Regions from separate parts of the Mus musculus genome. Here region 2 is linked to region 1. Evidence: chromatin loops called from intact Hi-C (ENCODE). Cell type or tissue: heart. All regions are shown on one strand. Links, peaks and the distances in the headings refer to the core of each region. The heading gives the core; the rest is flanking DNA.

Region 1 (10,492 bases), core at 4,311-6,810:
TCCAGGAGTCTGAGTCATCATGTCACCATGCTTTAAAGGGTGACTAGAGTGACTAAAGAGTGTGTGTAGTATCCACACAGTGGACTTTACCCAGCCATAGGAACAAAATGATGTCATTTGCAAGAAATATATGGAACTGCCAATCATTGTGCTAAGTGAAATAAGCCAAATGCAGCATGTCAGACGTTGCATGTGTGCAACTTGATCTATGAATATATGTGTATAACATACATAAATATCACATATGACATGATTGTAGAATGTAAAACTATTTGGGAAAATGTAGGGAACTAGAGCGAAGCTAATGGGGTGAATACGGTCAAAGCACATGACATATTTGAATAAAAATGTCATGTTTATAAGCGATTATTTTGGATAATAAATATAAGCTGATAAGAAAATTAAGAGTAAGTAGCAGATGACTATCTTCCCATTTGTCAGCTGGGGGTTAGCAACCAGAAGGCTCATACTGAGCATTCGAGCTACAAAGATTGAAATTCGAAAGCTGAGGAGGTTTGGAAACCTACCTGGTTGAAGTGAGTAGCCATTGTGGTTTGTGCAATAGCTAGTTAGTAGTTGGTTTAGATATCATCTCATGTGTTAGTCTTAGAGATTTAAGAATTCCAAAGAACTTAGTTCATGTTTCCCTCCATAGCCTGTTTTCTTGCAGACAAAACCACTTGCCTTATCTACCATGGAACAGATATTAATGAGAAGGAATGTTCATGGCAAAGGGTAAGAGAATACAAAACTAAACAATGGTGGTCCCTCTAGGAGATAAGACTCCCAAAGAGCAACTCCTCCACATTTATTACACAAGGGGTGAAAGTCCTAGGGGTTCTAGATCAGCCTCCTCCACATGGGGAGGGATCTTAGTCTCTAGGGTTGAAAGAGCTGAAGTTCTTGTCTGTGTGTCCACGAGGATTCCTCTGTGCTTGAAGTTTCTGAAGAAGCAAGCCACTTATGTATATACTCTTTAAATACTACTAAATTCAAACAAGTCAAACATAGTAGGTATTATGTCTCTAGGCTCGGGGGTAGTAAGATTTTACACATAAAGGAGAAAGAAATCTATGTACTAGGTCTTCAGTGTTCTAGGACCTCTGGTCTCATGTGGCTGTTTCTCTGAACTCTGTGGCATACTGCTATTAAAAAGTCTCTAAAGGAGACACTGAAAGTGATAGAGGAGAAAGTGGGGAAAAGTCTCGAAGATATGGGCACATGGGAAAAATTCCTGAACAGAATAGCAATGGCTTATGCTGTAAGATCCAGAATTGACAAATGGGACCTCATAAAATTGCAAAGCTTCTGTAAGGCAAAAGAAACTGTCAATAAGACAAAAAGGCCACCAACCGCTTGGGAACGGATCTTTGCCAATCCTAAATCCAATAGGGGACTAATATCCAATATATAGAAAGAACTCAAGAAGATGGACTCCAGAAAATCAAATAACCTTATTCAAAAATGGGGTACAGAGCTAAACAAAGAATTCTCAACTGAGGAATACTGAATGGCTGAGAAGCACCTGGAAAAAAAATGTTCAACATCCTTAATCATCAGGGAAATGCAAATCAAAACAACCCTGAGATTTCACCTCACACCAGTCAGAATCGCTAAGATCAAAAATTCAGGTGACAGCAGATACTGGCGAGGATGTGCAGAAAGAACACTCCTCCATTGCTGATGGGATTGCAAGCTGGTACAACCACTCTGGAAATCAGTCTGGCGGTTCCTCAGAAAATTGGACATAGTACTACCGGAGGATCCCGCAATACCTCTCCTGGGCATATACCCAGAAGATATTCCAACTTGTAATAAGGACACATGCTTCACTATGTTCATAGCAGCCTTATTTATAATATCCAGAAGCTGGAAAGAACCCAGATGTCCCTCAACAGAGGAATGGATACAGAAAATGTGGTACATTTACACAATGGAGTACTACTCAGCTATTAAAAACAATGAATTCATGAAATTCTTAGGCAAATGGATGGACCTGGAGGGCATCATCCTGAGTGAGCTAACCCAATCACAAAAGAACACACATGATATGCACTCACTGATAAGTGGATATTAGCCCAGAAACTTAGAATATCCAAGATACAATTTGCAAATCACATGAAACTCAAGAAGAAGGAAGACTGAAGTGTGGATACTTCATTCCTTCTTTGAATGGGGAACAAAATACCCATGGAAGGAGTTACAGAGACCAAGTTAGGAGCTGAGGGGGAAGGAGAGACCATCCAGAGACTTCCCCACCTGGAGATCCATGCCATAAACAACCACCAAACCCAGACACTATTGCATATGCCAGAAAGATTTTGCTGACAGGACCCTTATATAGCTATCTCTTGTGAGGCTATGTCAGTGCCTGGCAAATACAGAAGTGGATGCTCACAGTCAACTATTGGATGGAACACAGGGCCCCCAATGAAGGAGCTAGAGAAAGTACCCAAGGAGCTAAAGGGGTCTGCAACCCTATAAGAGGAACAACAATATGAACTAACCAGTACCCCCAGATCTCCTGTCTCTAGTTGCATATGTAGCAGAGGATGGCCTAGTAGGCCATCAATGGGAGGAGAGGCCCTTGGTCTTGCAAAGATTATATGCCCCATTACAGGGGAATGTCAGGGCCAGGAAGCAGGAGTGGGTGGGTTGGGGAGTGGGGCTGGGGAGGGTATAGGGTACTTTCGGAGAGGAAACTAGAAAAGGAGATAGCATTTGAAATGTAAATGAAGAAAATATCGAATTAAAAAAATTCTCTAAACATCTTTTTTTGGAAAATGAGTAATGCTAACACAAGTTTGTTCAGGAAAGGGAGCAGAAATATAGGGCTTTTGTGATCTAAGTTATTGTTTCATATATACATGCAAGAGAAGACTGTACCTGCTACATGCAGCTGTAGCCCCATGCTCCCAAGGTTAGCTCAGCATCGCAAGATTTAAGGGATTCTAGCAAGTGTTTGGAACACTCATCCTCTGTCCGAGTCAATAACAATGAAAGACATAGGAAACGGGAGCCAGAATGGGAAAATTCTTGTTTGTTCTTAATTCTCTGAAGTTCTTTTGACTTCACGAAGTCCTAAGTTAACCAGAGCGTGGAATTTGTCCAGACGAGATAAATAATAAAATTGGTTGTGTACGTTTTCCACTCAAACAAGTTTAAAAAAAAAAGTAACAAAAGAGAAGAAACTCTTCTCCAAGGTTATATTTTCTTTTGAGAACTGGAAACAAGTGCACTTATAGACACTGGTTGAGGGAGAGATTGCCTTGAGAGCATATAGTTTTTAAAACTCCGTGTAACCAAATGAAAGGTGGGTCATATTTTAAAAGACTTTATTTTCCTTGAACTACTGCAACCAAGTCTAAGGAGCTTTCTCTGGGCTTGTGTACTTTTTAAACATCTGCAAATAATGTCAAGCACCTACACATTTGCCACCACCAGCCACACACTTCCTTTTTTTTTTTTTTTTTTTTTTTTTTGGTTTTGGTTGTGGTTGTGGTTGTGGTTTTTCGAGACAGGGTATCTCTGTATAGTCCTGGCTATCCTGGAACTCACTCTGTAGACCAGACTGGCCTTGAACTCTGCCTCCCAAGTGCTGGGATTAAAGGCATGCCACTACCACCATTGCCAGGCGACTTCTTGACTGAAATAAACCGGGCCGGGAGTTGGACTAAACTTTTCAAAGTAACCTTTGGGGAATTTCCGTGAGCACATTATCTATTCAGTAAGAACTTGGAAGGGAGTCTGCTTTTGGTTGGTTGGTTTTTTATTTGGTTTTGTTCTTTAATGTATTTATCAGCCTATTGATAGGGGAAACCCAGAGAAGGGAAGGAGAGGGAGGGGGATCAGTATCAAGCGTGGAGGGATGAGGGTAAAAAAGAGGAAGGGGTAAACGGGAAGTAGAGATCGAAATGGGACAGAGAAACAGGAAGGGAGAGAGACGAAATCCACTTTTTAAATAAGAAGGAGAAGGACAGTAACCCCGAATTTTACGAAATGTGCGGGTTGCTGCAGAGGAATACGGTAACAGCTGGAGATTACGGTACTCGCTAGGCTACAGCCTGCCTGTACTACGTCAACCCGAGCTGCAAAGTTCCGAGCCGCTCTTTTCTGTGTCCAGGAACTGAATATCAAACTGGTGATCGTGGAGTTATTGGATCGCTGTATTTGTCATTTCTTTTCTCTGTTTTCAGTCTTTATTTTAAAATATCCAGGAGAAGCAAGAAGCGAGCCCGGAGTTTGAGGGCTCAGCAGTGGTGGGGTGAGTCAGCGGGTGCTAAGGACTGGGTCTTGGTCTTTGGAGACCCTGTTCTCCTGCAGAGAACCAGAGGGCTCTGCGAGGACTGAAGGTCCGCTTCTCCTGGCGCCAGGGCCTCCGCAGCCGCGCAGCAGGTGAGTAGCGCAGCGGTGCGGAGCGCCGGCATCCCGCAGGGCCGAGTTGTGGGGTGGGCTGGTGTGCCCCTGGACTTAGCCTCGATTCTCCGCTTTGGGACTGGCTTTGAAACCAGCACCCCAAACCACCAGGTTTCCCTGATTTGCCATGGGAAGTTACCTTCTAGTTAACAAGTGTCATTTTAACCCATATATAGACCCCAAGTGGGAGAAAGCGGGTTCCGCAGTGTTGGTGTGGTTTGGTTATCACCTGTGAGGGCTTGAACTTGTGATTGTTTTCACAGCAGCCTGCTCCTGAGATCTCAGTCTTAGGGCTGTACCCCAAAAGACAAAGTATGCAGGTCCCGAAGCCCCAAACCTCTGTCTTACATCTCCTGGTCTGGTCCTTTTGCAGTGTAGAAATCGGGTTATTTAGGCAGATCGTGAACCCTAGCCCAGAAAATCCCAGGCTTCCCCGACTGCTGGCATGGGGACTTGATTTTTTTTTTTTAAGTCCCTTAGGGAATCCGCAGTGACTGCTACTCACAAAGCCTGGTCCGAGGAATAATGCGCTCCCACCCAGGTCTCCCAGAAAGCCCGGGTGTGGCTTGAGACTGGAATCCCTACAGCGGTCGCCCCTTGAAGATCCTGCCTGAATCCATCCGGGCCCTGTTTAGCTCTGGGAATTGGCTTTGCTGGGAACCTAGCTCTTTCTCGAGGGTGACTTGGCTGGTAGGCAGACCCGCGCGCTCTGCTCCCACGAGCGCAAATTCCGCGGGAGAAAGCGTACGCGCGGCCCTGCGGTTCCGTGCTCTCCGAGGTTCGCACTCCCAGACCGCCCTCTCCAGGTGACTATGGTGCAACCTGTTCTAAGGGAGACACGGAGGATCCCCACACCACCCCTGAGATTCTACCGGCTTGCCTCTGTGCGACAACCGCAGCTGCAGTCGAGCATGTGGAGCTGAGGTGGTGATGCAGGAAGGGGGCGTTTCGGGGCTTTATTTTCTCCAACCTATCTCTCGAAATTCAGCTTCCAGCTACTGCAGCTTGGGGTTTTATTGTCATTATTTGAGGTGGGGAGTTTTTTTTTTTTTTTTTTTTTTTTCTCTCTTGCTTGCTTTTGTTTTGGATTCTGAACTTGGTCAGCCAAGGCAAGGTGAAGCATTCGAAGGCACCTTCCCAGAGGGGAGGACTGGGGAGGACTGCAGAGGGGGACAGAGCACGCAGTCCCCTCCCTTGTCCCGTGTTGCCTACGTCAGGGCCTCACAAAGCCACTCATGGACTGCAGAGCGGCGGGCTCCCAGCAGGAGTCTGGTTACTGGGCGAGCTCCCCAGGGCCTGGCTGTCCAGGGCGACTGGCTCACGGACTGCCTTTTTCTTTGTGTTTTTTATTTTCAGCTGAATTCAGATAAACGAAGCTCCAGGGCCACTTCGGTCTCAGCAAATATTCCAGACCCATGTTACCTAGCCAGAACTCCTAGAAACTGGAGCTAGCGGTATCCCATAGATGGGCGGCCAAGTTGAGAGTCACTGCCGGTCAGCTGCAGCGCCCATTCGCCCAGCGTCCCTGCCTTGAGCTTCGAAGGCTGAGCCACACTTAGCTAACCATTTCAGCAAAGACTAGTCACAGACTCGTGAATTTCTAATTGCGTGGATGCACAGGATGGATCAGAGTGCACAGAGAAGCGGATTTTTGTAATTTCTGGTGGCTTTCACAGCATGTCCTTTTAAACCTTTGGAAGGTGTCCCCAGAAGCCCAGAGCGCGCCTGGCCATGTCTCCTTTAATGCTCTGTTCCTCAACGTGGCCCTCTGAGGGTTCCCAGAGCTGCTCCAGGCGGTTTACAACAGGTGTGTTCTCTCCCTCCCCCAGCCCAACCCAGCCCGCAGGATTCCCCCAAGCGGAGATTTTTTGACTTGGCTTCCTCAGGCTCACGTTTCCGCCCTCCGCCAGAGGGTGGCCGTCCAAAGCCCGACCTTGCCCCCTCCCTGGGACCATGGTGCTTCTTTCTGAAAATGCTTCTGAAGGCTCCAACTGCACCCACCCGCCAGCACAGGTGAACATTTCTAAGGCCATTCTACTTGGGGTGATCTTGGGGGGCCTCATCATTTTCGGGGTCTTGGGGAATATTTTAGTGATCCTCTCGGTGGCCTGTCATCGGCATCTGCACTCGGTGACTCACTACTACATTGTCAACCTGGCTGTGGCAGACCTCCTCCTCACCTCCACCGTGCTGCCCTTCTCTGCCATCTTTGAGATCCTGGGCTACTGGGCCTTTGGCAGGGTGTTCTGCAACATCTGGGCGGCGGTGGACGTCTTATGCTGCACAGCGTCCATCATGGGCCTCTGCATCATCTCCATCGACCGATACATTGGTGTGAGCTACCCGCTGCGCTACCCCACCATTGTCACCCAGAGGAGGGGCGTCAGGGCTCTGCTCTGCGTCTGGGCGCTTTCCTTGGTCATCTCCATCGGACCCCTGTTCGGCTGGAGGCAGCAGGCTCCGGAGGATGAGACCATCTGCCAAATCAATGAGGAGCCAGGATACGTGCTGTTCTCAGCGCTGGGCTCTTTCTACGTGCCACTGACCATCATCCTGGTTATGTACTGTCGAGTCTACGTGGTAGCCAAGAGAGAAAGCCGAGGCCTCAAGTCCGGCCTCAAGACCGACAAGTCAGACTCAGAGCAAGTGACGCTCCGTATCCACCGTAAAAATGTCCCTGCAGAAGGCAGCGGAGTAAGCAGTGCCAAGAATAAGACTCACTTCTCCGTGAGGCTGCTCAAGTTTTCCCGAGAGAAGAAAGCCGCCAAGACGCTGGGCATTGTGGTGGGATGCTTCGTCCTCTGCTGGCTGCCATTCTTCCTCGTGATGCCCATTGGTGAGTGTTCTCAACCCCACTGCTTACAGTTGAGGGAATGGGGAGTCCCACCGCTAAGGTAGAAGAGGGGTCTGCATTTCAAAGGCACAGGAAGGACTCCCTGGTGGGAACTGGAGTCTTTTCTTTTACTACTTTGTTGGTCTCTTTAATGGGAGTGTCCACTTTTCTTAATGTCCTTAAGTCTGGTTAACTTAAATCCACGCAGTCTCTTTAGAGTCCCCAAAGCAGACTACTCGGATACTGCTCCTGTTCCGCTATGGGTGGGGAAAAAAAGTCCTCTTGGCTTGAAAATACACACCACGCTTGTTCTGGGCAAATATGTGACTGTACAATTGGGTTAGATGGTACTCTCCGCTGTGTGTGTGAGTTATAGTGTCTGTCTGCTTAGGCTCTGTCTGTGCTCATTTTGTTCTCCGAATTCAGTGTGATAGAGAATATGGTAAGCCATTCACAACCGAAATATTTTTTTCATGTCCAAACTAATTAAAAAAACGTAAAGAATCCATTCTTTAAAATTCCAGTAAGCAAATACTCTTTCATTTAAGCAGTGAGTTTGAAAGCAGACACCACTCTTATCCAAAACCATCCCGGAAATGCAGATGACAGCTTGAAAACAGCACAATAATGTTGCAAATCCAATTTTTGCAGATGCAAAATTAGCTGTTGTCAGAATTAATTACCTCATTATAAGTATCAAGAAGCCAATCCACTGGGAACAGCCTCCTATCTGAAAGGCCTTCCATGCCATTCCAAAGCACTTCTTTGCTACTTTTAGTTTGTAAACTAAAATACAGACTCACGTGCTGGTTACCACCAACTATAACAAACACAAAATCATAGCAAACGTGCCCTCTAAAGTGCTTTTGAACCCAGTATCAATTACAGTACCATACTTTGCAACCCCGTGTCAGAATAACAAGTCTAGTTTTTGATTACCAACTGTGCCCCAGATGTTGACCAGACTTTTCAACACCTGCCATCTTGCCTCCACACATGGAAGAAAGACACTTTTCAATGCTATATCCACCAGCCACATGTAGCTGTTTAAATGTGGATTAAAATTAAATTATACCACAATTCCATCTCTCATCTCCACTAGCCACTTTCCAAGCACTCAATGGCCAGCTGTGGCCAGTAGCTGCATTTTGAGACTGCAGAGGCACAGATGATTTCTACAGTTGCAGAACTTCTGTGGAACAGGGCTCCTGGAGTGGCTGACCCTACATGGCCTTCCTTGTGCCTGCCTGTCCCTGTTCCAGACTCTTTCTGGAAGGAAGTTGGAGCTTTGACGTTACTGGAGTGACACTCTTTAGTCACTCTGCATTCTTCCCTTCCCACACTCCTTCTCTTTCTGCCTCCCGGAGGGCGCACTATTAGAGCTGCACCTATTCTGTACCTATTCACGCCACAGATGCCTGCTGAAGCCTTGTTTCAACCACTGAGGGTGAACAAGGCAGAAAGTCCTTACTCACAAAATAGACACCTGCACATAGGCTCCAGTACAGGGGAACGCCAGGGCCAAAAAAATGGGAATGGGTGGGTAGGGGAGTGGGGGAGGAGGGTGTGGGGAACTTTTGGGATAGCATTGGAAATGTAATTGAGGAAAATACGTAATAAAAAAATGTGAAGGACCAATAAGCACTGTCAGAGAGTCCCCAGAATGAGAGGCCAGGTGGCATAAGGATGATGGAACAGTGTTCTGAGAAGTACTGCGGAGTGTAGGGTATATTCCAGCAGAGCCCCGACTGAACTAAGCTTGTAAAATCCTGAGGGAAGAACAGATTGTCCAAGGGAACAGTGGCTGCAAAGATGGGAAAACGGGAAAACCTCACCTGTTCAAGCAAGGGCAAGAGGCAAGGACAAAAATAAAATTAAAAAAAAAAATCACAAGAGTAGATAAGATCACATCATGCAGGGTCTTTTTTTTTGTCGAAGTAAAATTTGCATAGATGATTATATATTTAACAGAAACTGAAAAGAATGGAAAATGAAAGGGCAGGGAGGGGCTGGGGACGTGGAACATCCGATCATCGATCATCGTTCTCCCACTGTGCTGGGAGTGTCTCTTAGACATCTGAGTGTCTGCCAGGTGGGCAGAAGGTGTGTGAACTGGGAGCTTTGAGGGGACATGGGCTAAGGGTAAAACCTTGGGCACACCAATGTGTATAGGCACAGGGAGGTCTGCCAGAGAGGAGGCATCCAGAGAAGAACCAAGCCTCAGAGGTGGCAGGCAGGGAGGGAAGCAGGTAACAAAAGGGAGGGGGGGTAACCCAGGAAGTGGGAAGAAAATTAGGAAATACAAGAAGAATAATTAATTGTGTCACACACAGCTCCCAGGGAGAGCAAGTGGAAGTTGCCTTGGTGATGGGGTGGTCCTTAATGGTGGACAGCAGTTGGGTGAGGCTGAAGGCTTCAGTAGAGCGCTGGGAACAGAAGCCCTACTGTGCATCCTCCAGGGAGAATGGAAGATCAAATGGGATAAGGGAAGGCAGACCCCTCTTAGGAAGAGTGTGCTAGAAGCACTAGGAAAGGGTGTTGCTTGAGAGAGCCAGGGGCAAGTCTCAAAAGTGGAAGATAGGCCATGATGTTTGTATTCTGATGGGAAAGATCAGATAGAACAGGACACCAATGGCAGAGGCAAGAGCCAAGAGAAGTGCCCAAAAGAAAGAAATGACGAAGGAGTCAAGGGATGTGAGCGCCACAGCATGAAGGAGAAGGAGAACATTAGAGAGCTCTCAGAGTACTTCAATATTCCCAGTGAACTAAGAAGCAGAGAGGGGAAGGAACAAGGAATGTGTCCATTGAACAGCAAGGAAAAAGGCACGAGCTACCTTAGGAATGAGAGTCTGTGTATTATGAAAATTTAGTCAAGACACACCAGTGTCCCAAGGGCCTATTTGGAATTTATGGTCATGAATCTGAAACAAAGCAGGGAAGAAGGCTACACCATGGTCTCCCAGAGCTAAATGGCTGAGGGATACAGGGTGTGGCTGAGGATGGATAGGTATTCCAGGGAGCGGGATAAGGAGGGCACATCTGGGAGGGATGGATACAATGGAGTCAGACCAGGGTCCACACAGAGCAGATGCTGGAAAGAGTCAGAGGTGATGGATACCTGGGACTTTAGGGTTGTGCTGGTGACTGGGGCTCTAAAGGAGATGGGGTGTGCTTACCCAGATCCTTGTGTCCCGGAGAGTAGGTAGATGCTCGGAATTTAGAGTCTTCTCCTAAGTGCTGCAC
Region 2 (10,492 bases), core at 3,437-5,936, 96 kb after region 1:
GAAGACTATAAATACAGGATGATGATTTCATTGTGAATATTTTGAGCACACACTCTAAGTTTGGAGCTATTTCTTGATGGAAGGGAGGGGACTTTATTTTCAGGCTGAACCTACTAGCGACTACATTTGACATTTATGGAGAGGGGACCTAGACAGAAAGGAGTGCAAGGTAATGACCAACATGCTTTTAGAGCAAGTTGGACCACACCATATTCTCAGCTTTGGGTGAAACTGGTCAGGGGGGCTTCCCAATGGTTGCTCTCTGACTGGTTCCTTAGCCCCATTTGAAACTGGAGTGCATTTTCCACTCTTGGATCTGAGGAGTGTGGCCAGGACTAACCAAGGACAGCATGCTTTTATCAAGAGAATAAGGTGTGCCTGGGACAGCACTTCCCAGAACTGGTGAAGGAAGGCTCCCTCTTTTATCTCCCTTAAGGAGCAAGAGGCTGGGATGGGATGGATACTAACGCCCTGCTAATGCCCTGCTTATTCCGCATCCTCTTTGATGTGACGAGCTACTCACCTTGCCTAGAACTCCATAATGGAAATCCAGGCATGGCAGAATGCTGGCTTCCATTTCCTTCCACTCTGTGTCGTGAATGGAGTTCATTTGTGGCATGAAGAATGAGTCTTAGGGTCCAGGTGCACCCCCGCCTGAGCTTCCAAACATATTGATGCCTACCCTCAAACACTTTAATTCATTGCCAAACAACTGCCAAAATTGATTCCTACTTTTTGCAAAACCTGGGAAGATGTGCTCTTTTCTTTCTTTCTTTCTTTCTTTCTTTCTTTCTTCCTTCCTTCCTTCCTTCCTTCCTTTCTTTTTCTTTTTTTTCTTTCTTTCTTTCTTTTTTTTTTTTTTTGCTTTTGCTTTATATATGCCAAATCCTTGCATTCTTAGTAATCCAGATTATTGCAAGTGGTGCCTAGGCTAATCACATGTAAAAACTAAACTATACCTGCCATTCCACTGTAAAAATTGTAAGATAAGGTGTTTGTCTGTGGCACCAACCCTAACAAGAATCACAACTACCAATGCTTTTTATAACGTCTTCCCCTGCTCACCTAATTTCTCCTAAGAGCTTCCGAGCTGGTTGAAGCTACCATGAAATCTTCTCAGTGAGGCTCCTGGCCTTCCCTTCCCAACTTTCCTTTCCTCCGTTACATCAGATGGAACTCTCTTCTATCGGCCTAAGGGTAAATCTCTACCCACTTTGCAATGGAGGAGCTGTGTGCATTGGCTGTGGCGGCTGTGGTTGGTTGTCTTGGAACTTTGACTATGACCTGCTTTCTCTACCTTTTCCTGGACCCTGTCTTCTCATTGGCCAGCTAGGTCGTTACTCAGCCTTGCGTTCTGAACTTGGCTTCTGTCACTAAAAGTTGGCTGGGATTCTAGGCTCTTGGGCTCTTTGCATAGCTCTTAACAGCTCTAACAGATGTGGGTGTGTTGACATCTGGAGAGACCTCCAGGACACAAACCTGGTTCATTTTCTCTATAGGCTTCGCTGTTCACAATATCATACTTCTAAATCTGAATTCTAAAACCCATTCTTGGTCGTGTCATTCCCTCATAAAAGGGCATCTTGACGGGAATAGGGATCTTAGCTCTTCTTCAGCGGGGTACCATTCCATGTTACTGATCATCATTAAATCCCTTGATAATAAAATGTAAATGTTAAAAGTGAGAAAGCTCGGGAATACTAAAAAAGCCACCGTTGGCACCGTTGCTAATGAGGAAAAGGAAAAAAAAAACCAACTAGAAAATGAGTTGTCAGATAAAACCTTGACAATCATACCTTGTAAAGTTCCCCCATAAACCATTGCCTGCACACTCTGCTGGCACTCCTCCCTCCAACAGCCAAATACCTAACAGCTTTTTCCACTCCCACAGCAGGACACTAGATAGAAACACACCAACTTTATAAGAAATTGATAATGTCGCCAAAACATAGTGTCAAGCACGGGATAAACAACTTAAAAGTGAACTTGTGTTTAATCATCCACCAGAAATGCCTGTACCGTTGAGTGTGCCAAAAACCGAAGTGGCTGCAGCCAAACAAATGATTGTCATATTTATATTCACGTGTTTACTGTTTCTATTTGGAGTTTGAGGAATTTACCCAGAGTAACCTCAGTTAGAATGTCCTCTTCTCTGTGTTCTAGAAAACGATCGCTTTAGGATTGTCCCTATGTCACAAAATCAATCCGACATTATGGTAGCAAATTTTGAGTCTCATCTTACATTCAGACTGTGTGTACGAAGAGGGACCTTGAATCTCTTTGCTTGAAAACTTTCTCCAGGGCATCAGACCTGCCGTTCAGTTGGTGGAGTGCTTGCCTGGTATACACTTGCCCCGCAGCACCTAATTTCTGAGTGGTGGCTCACGACTGTAAACTCAGCTTTCAGGAAGTGCAAACAGGGGGATCAAGAATTCAAGGTCGTCCTTGAATACTTAGTAAGTTTGAGCCAGCCTAGACTACTCGAGACTCTGTCTCAAAAAAATAAATAAATAGATAGATCCAGGCTATCCACTGTGAAAAAAGAACTTTCCTTTCCATAGGCTCATCTACGACTGCTTCTGCGTGGAATCCCTCTGCATTTGACACCCTGCATTTGCAGAGCAGCAAGGCTTCTGGTGCTCCTCCAGGATTGCCAGACATGGTTTATATGAACACTTAGGAAGAATGCCTCTTCAAAAACCTATACAAACAAAAACCTACACATTCCAGCTTTTATTTTACAACTTAGCAAGAACAGAAGAGGCTGGCGGCATCCCACCAGGGATTGCAGGCCATGTACTGGGCATGTTAATTTTCATGGATGCCACTCAGAGAGGAAGGCTCCGAATGCTGGCCTCCAGGTAGCCAGAGACAGGCCATTGATACGCAGCTGTACATTTTAGCTTGCTTCCTTTTCTATATGAATCATCAAGAAGACCTCCTAGACCAGCAGGTTTTGGGGCGAAAGCCTGGGAGCGAAACTTTTTTAGGAACTATTTTCTTGAGCAGGTAATTGTTCCTGCGTTAATCACTGTTCCCTAATCACCACTAACAAACATTCCTAATTGCTTCTCGGGAGAGCTCTGTCCCCATCCTCTTGCCAAAATATGATGCTGCCTCTTCAATGAATGCCTGCTGACTTAATTAGGGAAGAGACTGGCTCCTCAGCGAAGGGAAAAGTGAACAGGTGGATGTTTAAGCAAGCAGATGAAAGGCAAGCGAAAACCAGAGAGACAAGAGAAGAGAGGGGTAGCAGATACACAGGCATCAGATATACTCACTATCACTATGGTCTCTTTTTTACACTACCAGGGCTTTTATCCATGAAACCACCTGTGCGACAGACAGACCCAGTTGGAACACTTCACCAGCTTTGGGCCTCCAAACTGATGCTGAGGAGCTGGCTGAGGCCACATCTTCCAAAAGCCATGGCAACAGTGGCCTCTGGCCCTCCAAGGTCCCTGCAGGATGAAGGAGTGAACTTGACTGTTGGGGGTCTGGGCTGGGAAGCAAGCTAGGATTTCAGCATATAATGTTGGCCCCTGGGCAAAGGTGGCATTGGCAGGGTCCCCTTCATGTTTCCCAGACCCTATGGCATACGAGTGAGCTGAGAAATAGGCTTACTTGCTCTCTGTAGGAGAATGTCATGGTTCAAAACACCACTGCCAAACTTACAAAGGCCGTAGGAGTGGCAGGGACCATGAAAGGGGAAAATTGACCAAAGCTGTGGCTCAAAGCAGGGAGTTTAGTCACGATTTCCCGTGACTGGTAAGCAAGCAACTGCCCTGAAACTGGAGGTTTATTCATTTCAGAGGGGGAGATAATGGCCTTTTCTTTCATATGGCTTGGGAGTTCTTGCCACACTGTCCCTGTAGCACACTCAGAGCCATCTCACTATAAGCTGGAGGTGATGGTTTGTTAAGCCATGAAAATACAGACTTAAGTGATAAAAAAAAAATCTTAGTGTAACTTAGCATTGCATTTAGAGAAAAGAATATGATGATCATCCTGGTCTATGAAACAGGCTGAATAAAATAAGTGTATGTGAACATCATAGGGAATTAAGACAGAAATTCCAATGTGAATTTAATTTACTGTGCCTCACCACATGCTTATCAAATCTTTCTTGGCTCATTCCTGTGTAGGAGAAGAAAAGGAAGGAGTTTTGGGTTTTTTTTTTGTTTGTTTGTTTTTTCTTTTTTGAATCTACTTTTGGTATGTGAAGAAATAGAAGTTATGAGTCAAGGACTTCTTTGAACACCCTCATATTTAATCTGTCTCGGAGATGCTTCCATGTCCCCCAGTGTCCGCTGTGTATTTTGACTCACTGACTTTCATAGTGAACTGCTTCAGTTTAACTCCAGATCTGTCTGGACCTTCTCCCCTCCCATCCTGGCCAACCACTGGGAAGAACTTGTTTTCTTGGCTAACAGACAGGCACATGTCATTTTGTTCTGTCGCCATAGATAAGCTGCTACAAAGCCAGGGGAGAGTCAGGGCAAGAGTTGATTTGCTCAATAGTGTGACATGTAAGGTCAAAACCAGCTGTGACTGTCACCCTGAGGTTCCCAAAGGAAACCTGTGGGCCATTGGGTACACTCTGACCAGCAGCCCCAGATGGCCCCTCTTCACTGCACCACCCTGGTATGAAACCAAAGAGGGTAATGACAGTCCCCAGTGTATGAGCTGGCAGGGTTCTGTGTTCGTCTGCTCAGAAGTCAAGAATGTGTTTTTCCAAGAGGCATTGTTACAAATGGGGGTTGGGGGGTTGTTCCTAAAGAAGCCAAAAGTAAATAACTAAATACCTGTTTTATGTATACCAGGAGTTGGCCTGCTATTTCCATGAATGAGAAACATTTTAGGCATGATAAACTGTATGGTCTCTGTTTTGGCTCTGGCAGGAGGCCATGGACAGTCCTTTAAAAATATAGAGTCATCGATAGCTCAAAAGACAGGTTTATCCAATGGGACACAATTTTTCATCCCTGATGCAAACCACTTGGAATGGTTTCTGAAGAACTCAACCTCTCATGGTCTGGACATCTTTCATGTGCTCTCTAAGTCAGCTTTGCTTCTCCATCATGGTCTTGTGTCTCTTATTTTTGTCTTTTGTTTTTGTTTTTTTTCATATAAACTTTCCCTCCTAAGAGTTCCTTAAACTCTTTCAAGGCCTTGATGAACTCATAAATTAAACTCAGTTCCCCCTTTACCTTGAACAATGACTAATCCATCGGGTGACAAATCCCAGGCTAATGATCCACGGGGCTGCTGTTGTCTCCAACGTTCTGTTTCTTGTTCCTCGAAACACACATCGTCCTGTGCGCCCCCTGGAACTTGGGATTGCCCTTTTCATGGTCCCTGCCATTGAACTTGATGGAAAACTTCCGCTCTGAAGAATCTTCCCCAACATGGGTGTTCCAGTTTTTGCCAGGAGCTTCGGCCTTTATATCCCTGTGTTCATTTATCGGGTGCATTTTTACACAGTTCTGCGGGCTTGCCCAGCTTCAGCAACATTCACTGGCTTCATCGCAGTCCTGGATGCTAGAAGTCCAAAATCAAGGCTTTGGTTTCCTGCCGTGATCCCTACCCCAGAACCTCTTGGGCAGGAGATGTCTCTGGTCTCACTATCTCCATCACATTGCAGTGCCTTGTCTAGAGTGTCACATCTTTAGCATTAGTCCAATCTAGAAATGAGGAAAAGAAAATGTATTGTGGGATCAAAACCTACAGAAGTGTTCAGAGGCAGAAGCCATCCCAAGACAGGTCTGAAAGGGTGGGTCTCTGTCTTGATGGATCCACTAAAGATATCTGGTTTGTTGTTGTTGTTGTTTCATCCTCTCTGATCAAAATCTGAGTATGGGATAATGACTTCTCAACATGCAATGTCTCCCCTTCCTAGTCCCTGTGTCATACCACAAGTGACAGTGGTTGTAAAAAGCAGAGGCACGGGCACATTAACAAACAGTAAGCCCACGTGCAGAAACTTTCTACTATAGAAGAGGTGCTCAAAATCCAGCTGATAAGGGCTGGAGAGATGGCTCAGCAGTTAAGAGCACCAACTGTTCTTCCAGAGGTTCTTAGTTCGATTCCCAGCAACCACATGGTTGTAATGAGATCAGATTCCCTTTTCTGGTGTGTCTGAAGATAGCAACAGTGTATTCACATACATTAAATAAATAAGTAAATAAGTAAATATATAAATAAATAAACTTTTTTTAAAGATCCAGCTGATAAAATAGGAACGCTATTGACTTAGTGTTTTAATTCTGTGAACAAACACTATGACCAAGGCAACTCTTATAAGGAAAACATTTCATTGGGGCTGGCTTACAGGTTTTGAGGTTCAGTCCATTATCAAGGTGGGAATATGGCAGCATCTTGGCAGGCATGGTGCAGGAGGAGCTAAGAGTTCTACATCTTCATCTGAAGGCTGCTAGTGGAAGATTGACTTCCAGACAACTAGGGTGAGAGTCTTAAGTCCACGCCCACAGTGACACACCTACTCCAACCAGGTCACACCTATTCCAACAAGGTCACACCTCCAAATGGTGCCACTCCCTGGTCCAAGAATATACAAACCATCACAGCTATTAAGAAGGGTGACCTGCAAGTACCTTAGATACTTAGTAGCAATTTATTGCCAGTTTCCTACAAACTTGTTTTTGTTTTGTGGGGTTTTTTTTTAGAGTGAACCCCTTACTGGGGAACAAGTTAATTAAAAGATAGAGACCTTGCTTGCTCTCACCTCCATTCCTGGCAGCCAGCCTGACTCTTGCCTTCCTAGATTGAGTACCGCACCCAACCCTCATCCCTAACTTCAAGTGAGAGCAGGAGGTCTGCTAGAGCCATCCTGTCTCAGCTTCGAAAGCCCACATCAAAATGCATGCTTTCCTCATCAGAGGTGAAGGAAGAGAATCTGTATTCTCTGGACCTGACAAGTTACAAACAGCATCCTTTCAGTTATAACTATGGTGACCTAACCCAAGCTTGCAGACACCAAGATCATCTCACGCCTTCCTGTGACTCAGATGGATGGTGCAGAAGGAAGGCTTAAGTCGTGAAAAGTCGATTTTGTAGGTCTGTGAGGGTTAAGCCAACTTGTGAAGTCTTTGCCTTGCAAGCATCAAGAATTCCCTAGAAACCATGAAAGAAAAAAGGAAGAGAAAACTGACAGGAAGGAAGGAAGAAATCAAGGAAAGGAAGGGATCACAGCTCCCAGCACTGAGGGGCAGACAGGTGGATCTCTGGAGCTCGCTGGCTGGCCAGCCTAGTCAAAGCACTGAGTTCCAGGTAAAGGTGAGAGACTATACCTAAAAGACAAGGTAGCCTGCTCCTGAGAGACACTTCCTGAGGAAATTCTCTTGCCTACACACATACACATGCATAGCTATATTTTTAGAACACATGCTCCAAGCTAAGCCCTTTAACACTCTTTGAAATGATAGCATACTAACGGTTGAGACTTTATAGTCACACTGTAAATGAAAGAGTCTCACAGAGAGCTGGCATGAAGATGTGGGCATCTGGAGAGAGGGGAAGGTCTGCAAGGAGTTTGAGAGATAGAAGCCTGAGACTTGACCCACTCATTGCTCTGAAATTCTCTTGTGTGAACCTGAACCAGACTCAGCATGCTGAACCTTGACCTACTCAGCTCCACCCAGACCCCTAGCTCTGGAGGAAAGCCAAAAGAGCTATAGGCAAGGTCATCAGTCCTGGGCTGTAGTGTGCCTCCTCCTGTCTCATGGTGACTCAAAGCAAGCTCCTTGACCTGTCTTCACCTGTGAAATGGGGCAGGGGAGGGTGTGGCAGGTGTGATGGGAATTCAGGAAGATGCCTCATGAGATGATAAAAACCAACCCACTCACAGTGGGCCTCTTCGACCCACCAGGGCACGCCCCGTTTGTGTCATTTTCCCATCCCAGTTCTTCCCTCCACGGATTGAGTGTTATTAAGGCCTAAACACTCCACAGTCAACAACTGATAGAGTAAGTTTTTCCGTTACCCTGAATCCCTCCTCCGGCTCACCTGCAAGATCGGCAGCATCCACAGATGTCTTTTGTATGATTAGAAAGGAAATCAGAAACAGGCTGTGCCCTGCCGGGGCGCTGCACTCCGAAACTCAGACGCCAGCTCTGTTATCTGTACCCTTCCCCCACCGTGCTATTTTCTTTGGATTAGAGATGCTTTTACCTGGAAACTCCACTTTAATTTTTTTTTTTAAGTCAAACTCCCTGAGCTACTTTGAAGATTTCCACCAGGGTGGGACTGTCTAGGCAGGGTGGTGGTTGCGCTTTTCTCGGCTACCAACAGGGTACATTATCACAGCTGTCCTGTGAAAGGCACTACATACTTGGTGCACATGTGTTTATAGGGCTGATGCCACAAGAAAAAAAAAAAAGGCATCCTGATTGCAGGACAAGGGACAGGATTCGACACAGAGCTTCAGTTTAAATTTGTCTAAGGAGTCAGGGCTAAGCAATGCCTGGCAACTGTCAGAAGTAAATGGTTACAAGGCGAACAGCCATTCCCAATTACTAGCAGGGGCAGCTGGAGTTGGCATGGAATTCAGCAGCAACAGGAGCTGTAGGACACATGTTCTCCTTGGATAGTGCCATGGGCCATTCCAAGGACCTCTGGGCACCTCTGGACAAGTGACTTCATGGGAAGGTTCACACCACAAGCATCACTGAGCATGGCTGGCATATTTGGGAGGCTGTGTCTGGCAGAGGTTGGCCACCGTCTCGATGCCAGCAGTCTCTCATGACTCCAAACCTCAAATCTGCTCTAAGCAGAAGGGAAAAGTCGGCTTGTGAGCTGAGCTTTTTGGTCCAACTGTGCTTCAGATAAACACAGCCCGTGGCTATTTCAGGTCTCGGTTTTAGGGAGCAGCTGTGAGGTTATGGAAAGAGCCAAGGGGAGAACCTTGACCCAAGTGGCTGTTTCTCTGAGTGCTGGGAGAGAGGAAGCTGGGGCATGGCCCCTCAGAGGTCAGGAGGACATCACGGGGCTGTCCCACTGACGGGGTACAGATGTCTCAATTCTGGGAACCCTCTTTGCCAAGTTCTGACTCTCTAAAAAATGGATGTTTGAAGTTTGGAGTAAAAAATGCTACCCTGTGAAAAGAGAGCATTTTATTGCATTGATACCTGGTGGTCTCAAAGCAGAATATGGGGGCCAGCAAGACGGCTAAACACTTGCCACCAAGCCTGAAGGTCGGAGTTTAGTCCCTGGGATCCACATGGTGGCGAGAGCCAATTCCTTCAGTTGTTCTCTGACCTCCACACATGTGCTTCGCCACACATGTAAAATAAATAAGTAAAATGTAAAACAAAGAAAGCTCATTTTAAAAAAATCAGAATAGGGATCTCTAAAGGTCCACCTACCCTGCATTTTATTGAAATATATGTCTATTACAGGAAGCCAGATACCTATCTGTGACTGATATCCAATCTCCCCAAATTGCCCTCTGTCCTTCTGGGGTCACTCCAGGAGATGCTGAATCCTGCCCGACATGTGGGCATGTCCCTTGCCTAAACATCATCTCACAGGGACACAAATCTCACAGTCACGTCACGGCCTTCAACGCTGGGACACAAGCAGTTCAATATCTATAAAGCAAGCTTAGATAACTTCCCCCAGTGGATTCTTACAAGTTAAACACCCAAGGTGTAATGTGCTGCTCAGTGGCCTGGTATGAATATGGTCTAGTTAATCCCCAACACCACACACAAAAAACGACTGAACACTGAAGTCCCTTTAGTGTCCCTCAAACCCTAGCCTATCCATAGAAGTAGAGGGAAGCCAGCACACAAAACAAATCCCCACCTTCTTCCTGAGGAAGCTCCCACTGCATCCAGCTGTGGGCGCCATCATGGATCTAGGGTGTGGTATGGGCTGTCTGGGACCCGAGGGATGGAGAACCACAATGACAGAGAGAGTCTTCACCTTCAGAACATGCATGGTCCGTGGAGGGGAGGAGCAGATCAATTAATCTGTGAGACGAATAGTTATGAAGGATCCTGTGTGGGAGTTTGGAGGGAAGTGCCCACTAACCACAAAGTTAGGCTTCTCAAAAATATTAACCTTCCTGGATCCTGAGAGAAAAAGACAGTGGGCAATGAAGAAAGTTGCTCCCAGAAAGGAAGAAGCTCACCCATGCAAAGGACCTGTGGCAAATCCATCTTAAATATGGATGGGGGTTGCAGCTCCTTTAGTATGCCAGGCAAATAACTATGGCAGACCCTTGACTCAGCAAACCTCACTCCCCGAGACCTGCAGGCAAATATCTCTCTCTATCTATCTATCTATCTATCTCTCTCTCTCCCTCCCTCCCTCCCTCCCTCCCTCCCTCCCTCTCTCTCTCATGGAAAACTCCTGGAAAAACCAGTACACAGAGAATGTAGGGGCTCTTTTCCAGTAGAACCACCAGGTTTGCCCTGGCTGAAAATCGGAAAGCATTGGTTATCTTGTAGCCTGCATTTGTTGTCAAAGC

What was found. Peaks named below come from ENCODE experiments on the same cell type or tissue, not always from the same donor. Only the 100,000 strongest peaks of a DNase experiment are listed, where the experiment ranks them.
Region 2: a loop joins it to region 1, with 5 times the contacts of the local background. A loop is called at or near these places in 6 of 42 quality-filtered maps.

Annotation. Positions count from the first base shown.
Region 1 is chr14:66,631,209-66,641,700 of GRCm38, forward strand. It overlaps Adra1a (adrenergic receptor, alpha 1a), which reads left to right and starts at 4,043. Exons shown (of 4, transcript NM_001271760.1): 1 at 4,043-4,395; 2 at 6,246-7,252. The coding sequence starts at 6,370. In heart, for the core only: a CTCF peak has its summit at 5,690; a DNase peak (open chromatin) is centred at 5,653; H3K4me3 peaks cover 2,500 bases; H3K27me3 peaks cover 2,427 bases.
Region 2 is chr14:66,728,252-66,738,743 of GRCm38, forward strand. Adra1a (adrenergic receptor, alpha 1a) reads left to right here. Exons shown (of 4, transcript NM_001271760.1): 4 at 3,313-5,211. Among named protein-coding and RNA genes, the nearest start is that of Adra1a, 98 kb to the left of the region's middle. In heart, for the core only: no CTCF peak of the experiment used is centred there; a DNase peak (open chromatin) is centred at 4,470.